Linked DNA regions of Homo sapiens: region 2 is linked to region 1. The links are chromatin contacts, found by Hi-C in ENCODE. All regions are on one chromosome and are shown on one strand. Each heading gives the region's core, a stretch centred on a gene start or an enhancer-like site at or near the end of the contact. The rest is flanking DNA. Distances are from core to core; before and after follow the strand shown. Region 1 holds the start of CRACD (capping protein inhibiting regulator of actin dynamics). Region 2 holds the start of SRD5A3 (steroid 5 alpha-reductase 3).

Region 1 (5,143 bases), core at 1,268-3,767:
TTAGCACTATTGTCATTTGGGGCTGGATAATTCTTGGTTGTGGGGGCTGTTCTGAGCATTGTAAGATTCTTAGCAGCATCTCTGGCTTCTACCCAGTAGATGCCCAGTAGCAGCACCTGCCATCCCCAGTGTAGACCACCAAAAATGTGCCCAAGACACTGCCAAATGTCTCCTACAGTGCAAGTATCCCTACAGCTGAAACTACTGGTCTAACTACGAAATTTATTTCCCACATATTTTCTATAACCTCTCACACAGCAGTTAAATGGTTAAGTGTTAAAAAAAATTCTAGATGTTCTGCATCTTTTTTTTTTTTTTTTTTTTTTTTTTTTTGTATTATGGCCTCTGAAAAATGTTTCCACTGGTAGGCAGTTAGCTATCGAAAACGTGGAATAGTAGACTGATACTTGGGGTTAGGGTGCCATGCAATCTTGTTATAGCCCTGGATATAGTTGCTATGAACCAATGTATTTGAAAAGTGAGGGAAAAAAACAGCACCTGTCAAAAGTGGTGCCTGATGGATTCCGATTTCTGAGGCCCATGAGACACTAAGTCTAGTTGTTAGAATGGTCCAATATGAGCATCATTTCTCCAGAACTCCGGCGATATTTTTTGGGTGTATATGAATTGGGGTGCCTTGTCCTACAAAGTGAAAAGATAGTAGACCTACGTTTGACTTATGAACATTTGAATTTTTATATGGACATTTGTTTGTGTTTTCATGTAGTTGGCAAGACTATAATATATATCAAGAACAAGATCTCAGCTATATGTTCTGCATAGATTTGATTTTTGGCTTCTGGGAACTTCTTTTTTTTTTTTTTTTTGAGATGGAGTTTCTCTCTTGTTGTCCAGGCTGGAGTGCAATGGCGCAATCTCAGCTCACTGCAACCTCCGCGTCCCGGGTTCAAGCGATTCTCCTGCCTCAGCTTCCCGAGTAGCTGGGATTACAGGGATGCGCCACTACGCCTGGCTAATTTTTGTATTTTTAGTAGAGACGGGGTTTCGCCAAGTTGGCCAGGCTGTTCTTGAACTCCCGATCTCAGGTGATCCGCCTGCCTCGGCCTCCCAAAGTGCTGGGATTACAGGCATGAGCCACCGCGCCCGGCCGGCTTCTGGGAACTTCTAACGCTACTAAACTCAAATCAAAAGAAATTTGCTCAACCCTTTCTAAAACTCTGCATTATTCTAATTTGGAATAAAGCAGACATAGTTTAGGATATGTGCACACTGAACTAAGTATCTATATTCACGAAAATACAAAGCCATATATTATACTGATATTTAACTTAAATGTTTATCTAGAATAAACCAGTTGGATAAGGTAACATGCACTAGATTCTCCCAGTCTCAAGGTTGCTCCTTTAAGTCATGCAGTGAAATTACTAGTCCTTGGCCAATAAGGTGAAACCTCGTCTCTACTAAAAATAAAAACAAAAATTAGCTGGGTGTGGTGGCGGGCGCCTGTAATCCCAGCTACTCAGAGGGAGACTGTGGCAAGAAAATCGCCTGAACCCGGGAGTTGGAGGTTGCAGTGAGCTGAGATCGCGCCACTGCACTCCAGCCTGGGCAACAAGAAACTCCGTCTCAAAAAAAAAAAAAAAAAAAAAAGAAAAGAAATTACTAGTCCTATTTTTGGCATTTGGGACATCTGGCTCAATACTGGGTATAATTTAGGGCTATCTTTCGTATTTTGCATCTTTTGTCTAGTCATTTTGCTTTAAAATTTCCTGTTTAATAATGATATTCAATTATTTTTAGCATCCTTGCATACATAGTAAACTAAAAAGATCACCAGAAACTGATTTCCAGTAGTTGCACTGGCATAGTCACAACAAAAAGTATGAAGGAAAAGTCTTGTTTTCTTCGTTAGCCCACAAAAGGAGAAGTCATTTTCCTTAAAGCATCAAAATCAATATTTAATTTCATTATGGCTGGGGACAATAATGCACATTGTCAATGTCACTCCGTTCGGATGTACAGGGACTCAGCAATGCAATTTCTAGCCTTTCTATTTCTAGGTGGCATTTTCCAACTTACTCAACTCTCAGGAGTCCCAGTGCCATTTATTGTGGTTGGGACTCTGCAGGGCGAAACTTCTCCTGGGCTCCCGGTATCTCCTATTAGAGAGACTGCTGCGGGTAACAGGGACCGAATTTGCAACCTGTGGGGTGGTGACTGATGGTCCAATGTTCTCGCCACACGCAGGATGAGCCTCGCTGTGAGCCCACCACTGTAACCTCAGACCCCACGAGTTCAGCACTCCCTCGAGTCAGGCTTTGCAGAAGCCGGGAGGGCACTGGTCAACCCCACGCCCCTCCTTGGGGCCCGCTCCTGGTTTCTGGGCACCCCTGGGGAGGGGAGCCATCTGGTGTGCGCCACTCCCGGAGGGCGCGAGAAGGAAGCCGGCGCCTCACGCTCAGCTGTCCCTGGGCGAAGCCGGGCGGGGCGGCGGCGCGGGTCCGAGCGCCCGAGGCGCCGGCGGAGCATGTGACCACGCCGCGCGGGGCCGGGCGCGCAGTGCCGCGCGGTGGCGGCAGTGGGGAGAGCAATGGAGGCCACGGCCGACTGAGAGGCGGGTGCGCTGCTGGTGCTGCTGCCGCGGCGGCTGCTGATGCGGAGGCTGCCGCGCGCAGTGCCGCCGAGTCCGCCGCCCGCCCGGGACCGCCGGTCGCCGGCCAGCCGCTCTGCCAGCCGGAGCGCCAGGCGGGGACCTCAGGTGAGCGCCTGCTCGGCCCGCGGCCGGAGCCAGACAATGGGGACAGGGGCGGGCTTCTCTCCTCCACTCGCGCCCCTCCGGGCCGGGCCCCCGCAGCGCCCCGGGACTCCAGGGGACCTGGCCCCGGGGGCGTGGGCTCGGCGCGGCGGGCGGTGGGCTTCGGGGCGGTGTCCCCATGTGGGAGGCGCGGACCCTCCCGGAGGAACCTGCGCGCGGCTTGCGCGCTTTGGATCCCCGCAGGGGAACCTGCCGCCGGGCTGCACCCCGGGAACTTGCGGAGAATATGGGACCTCGCCTGCCTTCTCCTCTTCCCGCGCCTCGCCATCCTGTCCCCAGGTCCCTGGCTCGGTCCCGACCGCGGCAAGGGCCAGAACCAGACCTCACCGTCCGGGATCGCGGACGCCGTCCGGGCTCAGCCCTCTCCCCACCGCCCCCGGAGCTGCATTGCTTTGTTTAACCTCTGCCAGACCGTTTCGCACAAACTCTTGTTGCCCCAATTCTGATGAGCCACCAGTTTGATAGCTGAGGCAAGACAAAGGTTTCCCCTGTTTACCAAGGGCCGGGGCCAGGAGACTGCGCGCTGCCCGTGGTGTAAAATCTGTTTTCTTTATCTTCGCCCGGGGCTTGTTGCGATGGTTTTCCTGGCACTATAACCGTCCTTTCTTGCAGAGCTCTGTAGTGGCGAGATTGGACCTCCTAACCCTACGGATACGGTGGGTGGGGTATGGCTTTTTTTTTTTCATGATTATCAGTAAACAGAAGCCGACTTTGAATTTTATAATATGTGTTCTTGAGTTAGAGACATCGTAATCATTTTCTGAATTCTGAATTTTAAGAGAATATATATTTCAAGACACATTGATTCAGTGGAGGGGGAGGGGGAAGAAAACCTAGTAAGTACGACCATGTGTTGTGAAATTTTAATATGGTTTTAGGAATAATGGCTGGGAAACTGATCTGGTGTAGGTGAGGGAGTGTGTGTGTGTGTGTGTGTGTGTGTGTGTGTGTGTGTGTGTATTGGGGGTGGTAAGTGGTGGTGGTGGAGAGGGAGTGGTTAGAATACAAAGGATAAGGCAGTTTTAGAAAAAGATTCTTAGTAAATATCCTGTGGCAAATTTTTGATTCATTAAGTTGTGAGTTAAATCAATGTTTCCTTTAAAAATCACCTATAGTAATTGTGGAATTATATAAAAAATGGCTCACAGTTCTTTGGCATTGTTTGTGACTCAGGAATCTGAATAAAACAGTCAGTTTTGAGTAATTTTTAAAAAGTCAACAAAGAGAAGACTCCTTCACTACTGTCTCCTTTATCCTTTGGGAAAAGGGAATCCTTGTTCAGTATATTCAAGAGAAAATTGCCTATATGAAAAAAAATTTCAAAGGCAGCTTTGAAAAAGAAACATTTTGAAAAATATAATATGGTTGCATTACAGATCACTTCAACTCAGAAGTGGGCAGGGAAAAAATCATGTTACTGGATCGCCCTTTCCACTGTTGATTATTTAAAATGCATTGTATTCAAAAGCTTAATTTTACAGTCATCTCTAACACATTGAGAAACTTTCACTCTAAAGACTTAGCAGTACTTACCGACCACTGAATTTGGAGGAGGAAGCTAACACCAACTTGACAATAGGCAATTGGTGTGAGAAACAAAAGCTAGCTCTTGGTAATAGTTCATAGTTCTTCATAAACTACAAAGCACTATAATAAATGTAAGTTATTATTATCGCTAGATGAGGAAGCTGTGTTTTACAGTTTTTCTCTTACCCAATTTCAGACCAATTAATTGGCATTAATTTGAAATTCTCCAGGGAAAGGGACAATCTTTTAGTCTTTTTTTGTGGTCTGTATTTCTGATCTGGCACACAGTAGGTGTTCAGTATGTAGTCATGGAAAGAAAGAATGAATAGGTGAAAAAAATACAAGTGGATAAAACGTGTACAGATGGAATTTGTTTACTTTTTATTCAACGAACATTTACTGAAGGCCTACTGTGTGCCAACAACTGTGTAGAGGTTTTCCACATACAGTTGATGAAAGCTTGGTGACCTCCTTTTTCAGTCATAGTTGATGTGTGTTTCTTCCAAGAATGGGGTCTCTTGGGTGGTTTTTTTCATCATTTTAAATCATCTCCTGTAACTGAGTGGCACAATAGAACATTTCACTTGTTGTATGTGCATATAGTTTCTCACAATGGCCTGTGGGGAGGCAGGGCAGATATTATCATTCCCGTTTTGTAGGTGAGGAAATCCAGACATGGCGAGATTAAATGACTTGCCAGCTCCTTGCCACTAAAGCAACAATGCCAGGGACAGAAGCTGGATCTCACGCCCAGAGCTTTCTCCCCTGAATCACACAACCTTCTCCAAGATACACTGTACCCCCAGAAAATCACGCTGGAATTAGACCCCATGAAAAAGT
Region 2 (5,143 bases), core at 1,759-4,258, 700 kb before region 1:
CTCATTTTCCTTTGTTCAAGTTTGCTCTCGACATTGTTCCATCTGCGAATGAGCACCCTTTCTGCAGAAAGTAAAGATGGCCTTGCTGAGAGATCTTTTGTCTCTGTGCTGACTTTTCTTCATGGCACCGATTATCTATTTCTAACAGTTTTGGTATTTCTAACATCTTACATATCCTTATTAGATTTATTCCTAGACATATATTTTATGCCATTGTGAATTGTACCTTTGAAACATACAAATTTTTGTTCGTTGATGAGAAATAAAAATGTACAATTTCCTGTTTGTTGCTGGGAAATAGAAATAATATTTATGAACAGATTTTTATCTCCAGCAACCTCCCCAAACTGCCTACTAGTTCTGATACCTTATCTGTGGATGCCATTGGAGTTTCTATTATTGGAGTTTCATATAATCATCAAATAATGACAGCGTTATTTCTTACTTAGCAGTCCTTATATGTTTTATTTCTTTTTCTGATTTATTGAGATGGCTAGGGACTTAAAGCACTGACTCTAAGGATAATTGAATTTAGATTCATATTTTGAAGGTAGAGCCAACAGGATTTGCTGACAGATTGCATTTAGGCTATGAGAGAAAGACAGGAATCAAGGTTGAGTTTAGGGTTTTTGGCCTGAGCAACTGGAAAAATGGCTTTGCCGTTTACTGCAGGCAATACCAGTAGTTTGTTGAACATATAGTGCAGTTAATTAAATGAAGAAAGACAAAAATGCTCACTGATATTTATTAGCAATGATCTTTCTAACAGATGTTAGCCTGGTATTCCACTTTTGAACTAACTCACTCCAGTAAGGATTTACATTTACAAATACTCCCAGGAGGGTTTAACTTACGGCTTTCTGTTCAGCCACTGCCATCTACAGGGGGCTTCTCTGAATATAAACTGTGCATGCTGATTAAAATCTAAAAAATAGCCAGGCAGGGTGGCTCACGCCTGTAATCTCAGCACTTTGGGAGGCCGAGGCAAGCGGATCACCTGAGGTCGGGAGTTTGAGACCAGCCTGACCAACATGGAGAAACCCCGTCTCTACTAATAATACAAAATTAGCCTGGTGTGGTGTCACATGCCTGTAATCCCAGCTACTCGGGAGGCTGAGGCAGAATAGCTTGAACCCAGGAGGCAGAGGTCACGGTGAGCCAAGATCGTGCCATTGCACTCCAGCCCGGGCAACAAGAGTGAAACTCGGTCTCAAAAAAAAAAATCTAAAAAATATATGGGATGATTTTCCCCTCCAGCCTCCTCAACCCTTCCTGTTTCCACTACACACACACTCACACATACACACACACTTATCTTGTTTTCAATCTTGCCCCAGGTCAGACAACTGTAAGAGAAACTCCTACCCAGGAAACTGAGTCCCTGCAATGCACTTACAAGTAGCTTCTCTGAAAAGAAAAAGATCATGGACAGACCAGCTGCATTTACAGAGAGTTAACCTAAGAAAAATAAAGAAACAGTGAAGGGGTGCCAGGAGCATTGGCTCATGCTTGTAATCCCAGCACTTTGGGAGGCCGAGGCAGATGGATCACGAGGTCAGGAGATCAAGACCATCCTGGCTAACACAGTGAAACCCCATCTCCACTAAAAATACAAAAAAAAAAAAAAAAAAAAAGCCAGGCGTGGTTGGGGGGGCACCTGTAGTCCCAGCTATTCGGGAGGCTGAGGTAGGAGAATGGTGTGAACCTGGGAGGCAGAGCTTGCAGTGAGCAGAGATCAGGCCACTGCACTCCAGCCTGGGCGACAAAGCGAGACTCCATCTCAAAAAAAAAAAAAAGAAAAGAAAGAAACAGTGAAAGGGTGACTCCCGCAAAAGAGATCCAGGATCACTCAATAAGGCCTCATTGTCCTAGCTAGAATGCCAATTTAACCATCCTTAATCACCTGGCTGTCAAAGGACGGGTAAAGCCTTAGGTGTCTTTTGCACAAAGAAGAAAACTTTAAAAGCTTGCTCATTTAACAGTCCAAAGTCCCACTAACCTACCCACCCTGATGTTTATTCAACACACATATCGGGTATCTCATTGGGGTAAGGGTGATGAGTTGGCTACCTCTCCCCTCTTCCACTTCTCACCCACCACCCAATCTCAAAAATGTAAGCTCCAAATAAGCAGTGACAATTATCTTGTAAACCCCTCTGTCCTCAGTATCCAAAATGATGCCTGTCATACAGTAGGCATACAATACTTCAGAATTAACATTTTAAAGACTTTTAAATACTTAAAAGAGCTAGATTTTCACTTATAGTAAATAAAATCAGTGTTGTTTAAAATCAGTGAGTCAATAAATAGCATTGTCACTACCTGAGATAAATGTTACAGGAAACAGCTGATGGAATTTAAAAACTTTGCTTCTAAGGATTGGAACCCTATTGGTAAGCGACTGCTGTTTTTTAAACACAGTTTTTACCACTATGATTTTTATTATTATGTGCAATTACTTGTCTACATGTTTACATTATACACATATCCAACACATTTCCAGCATCCTAACATAATTATTCATTTTTGGGTGTGATCTGCCTTCTTTATCCATATATACACACATTCATATTAATATAGTTGTTTGCAATCATAGCTATGTATTTTTATGGTTGGTTTTGTTTTTCACTTCACATATTGTTTCCTAAACAGCTTTCCCTGTTTCTACACTCGTCATAATAATTCTCAATGACTGCATGATATTCTAACATGTCAGTGTATCATAATTTAGCTAAATAAACTAAAATGCAACATGTAAGGTTTCCATTTTTTGCTTTGGAGATAATGTTGATAAGAGTGGCAGACACGTGGTCTCGTCTGTTTTGCGTCTTTGCTTCTGATGAATCATATTCTGGAGCTCCATCTAAGAATCCCCATGCCCAGATTAGGGACTGCGAGCGACCACCCAGCGCCAGCGCGACCAGGACCAAGGACCTCCGCGGCTGAGCGGCGAGTCCGGGAGGGGCTCTGCGCGTCCCCGCCCCGCGCCGCGTCACCGACGTCCCGCTAGGCTGAGACCGGTGCGCCGCGCGCTAGTGGCCGCTCTTCCGCGGGCTAGCGGGCGGTGGGGGCGCCAGCAGCGCGGAAGGCGGGCACGCGGGCCATGGCTCCCTGGGCGGAGGCCGAGCACTCGGCGCTGAACCCGCTGCGCGCGGTGTGGCTCACGCTGACCGCCGCCTTCCTGCTGACCCTACTGCTGCAGCTCCTGCCGCCCGGCCTGCTCCCGGGCTGCGCGATCTTCCAGGACCTGATCCGCTATGGGAAAACCAAGTGTGGGGAGCCGTCGCGCCCCGCCGCCTGCCGAGCCTTTGATGTCCCCAAGAGGTAACCGCGCCCCGGTCCCGAGCCGCGGTGGTCAAGGCGCTGAGAGTTCGGGGCGCCCCGGCTCGCGGGCAGCCAGCAGGGGGCAGCAGAGGCGGGACCCGGCCTGGGAGGCCCTGGCGGGTTCCCGGGCGCAGCACGGCGCTCCCTCGGCCTGGCCCCGGCCATGCCCCGGCTGCTGCGTGGCTCCGGGGAGCAGTGCCCGGGTGTCCGCGGACGCCGAGGGAGAGCGGAGCCGCTTGCACTCAGCTGGAGGAATGTGAACTGGTAGCCGCACGGAGCCTTTCCCTGTGGGAAATGGCAACGCATCCGAATTTAGGCCTGGTCATGCGAATTTAGGCGGCAAATTGAAGTGCCCCTTGCCCCAAATTCTCCTTTTTCCCGTACCCTGCACTCCAGTGGCTCATACTCTAACTTGAGGTCACCGGGAATCATTTGTGGAAATGAAGTTAGGCCGGCTCTTCGGCCTCGGCTTCCCCCGTTTCTCTTCCCAACCCTTGCAGTGGGGACAAAGGACTGAGTCGCCCTAACCTGCACCTTGGCAGGTGCCCCTGGGGAAGGTGGCCCAAGGTGCAGGTCATAGGCAGGCCCGTCCCGAAGCTCCATTTGACTTTCGAAAAATTCTGTAACCCAGTTCAGCGAAGGATTAAATCGTCAGGTTTTAAATAGAGACCTGTTATAATTTTCTTCTTCTCCTTTTTCCACTTTAAATTCAGGACATAGCTGGAAAGAGTTGGCCAAATACTATTCGAGATGGTAGAAATAGAACAGTGCCCCTTAAGATGCATCTTAGGCCGGGCGCAGTGGCTCACGCCTGTAATCCCAGCACTTTAGGAGGCTGAGGCAGGCGGATCGCTTGAGTTCAGGAGTTCGAGACCAGGCTGGGAAATATAGTGAGACTCCGTCTCTCCTGAAAATACAAAAAATTGGCAGGGCTTGGTGGCGTGTGCCTGTAGTGCCAGCTACTTGGAATGAAGGCAGGAAGATCATCTGAGATCAGGCATTGGAGACTGCAGTGGGCTATAATCATGGCACTGCACTCTAGCCTGGGCAACAGAGAAATACCTTGTATTTAAAAAAAATTTTTTTTTAAAGGTTAAAAACATCTGGGTTGTCGCTTGAAACACTCATAGGCAGTGCCCCAGGTCCGCAGGCAACAAAGGGACAAGTATAATTTGGCTTCTAAAACTTGGATAATCTGCGAATTTTGACTGTCAGAGAAAGATGTGTCATGTGTTAACACAGAGAAGGGAGAACTAGGTCATTCTGAGGCACCCTAAAGGGAAGAAGTAGAAGTACATGAAACAAATTGATCAAACCTCCTGTTTCCTAGAGGCTCTTTTTAAGCAAAAATTACCTGTTATCCCATTTGTAATCAGGGTTGAATCCTTTTATACTTCACAGCAATTTATTTTCTGAGTTTTGAGAAAGGTACTAGTCTAGTGTACCTGGATTAAATGGCACATGTAAAATCATCCCCTGAACTTGCATACACCCCAGCTGTTGCAACTCAAGTCTGTTATTACATGACAGCCAAGAAAGAGACTTGGTACCTTTTCCTTATTCATTACTGTAACAGTTGGTTCTGTTTGGACTTCCTGTAATTTCTACTCTATTGTGAAATAATTTACACCTTTTTCTTCTTCCAGAATTCTACAGTAGAACCTCCCATAGTGTTCAAGTGCCCTTCCCCTCCTTCTCTAAATTTAAACAGACATTTCTTTTAGTACTGGAGAAGGTACAAAACATCCAGACCAATAATGAAAGGCATTTTTATTGTGACAAAAAAAAGATAACTTGCATCAAAACTGGCAGTGTCTCC

The links. Hi-C counts contacts between places; a loop is a spot of excess contacts on that map. Pooled maps may share reads with other maps.
Region 2: a loop to region 1 is called in a map with no recorded cell type, with 14 times the contacts of the local background. The contact joins the promoter of SRD5A3 here to the promoter of CRACD in region 1. A Hi-C loop is called at or near these places in 3 of 37 single-sample maps with no recorded cell type and 8 of 50 pooled maps.

Annotation. Positions count from the first base shown.
Region 1 is chr4:56,046,581-56,051,723 of GRCh38, forward strand. It overlaps CRACD (capping protein inhibiting regulator of actin dynamics), which reads left to right and starts at 2,518. Exons shown (of 11, transcript NM_001393381.1): 1 at 2,518-2,719. RefSeq lists a silencer at 2,244-2,883 and an enhancer at 2,414-3,089.
Region 2 is chr4:55,343,234-55,348,376 of GRCh38, forward strand. It overlaps SRD5A3 (steroid 5 alpha-reductase 3), which reads left to right and starts at 3,009. Exons shown (of 5, transcript NM_024592.5): 1 at 3,009-3,324. The coding sequence starts at 3,104. RefSeq lists an enhancer at 2,730-3,490 and silencers at 2,942-3,111, 3,322-3,591.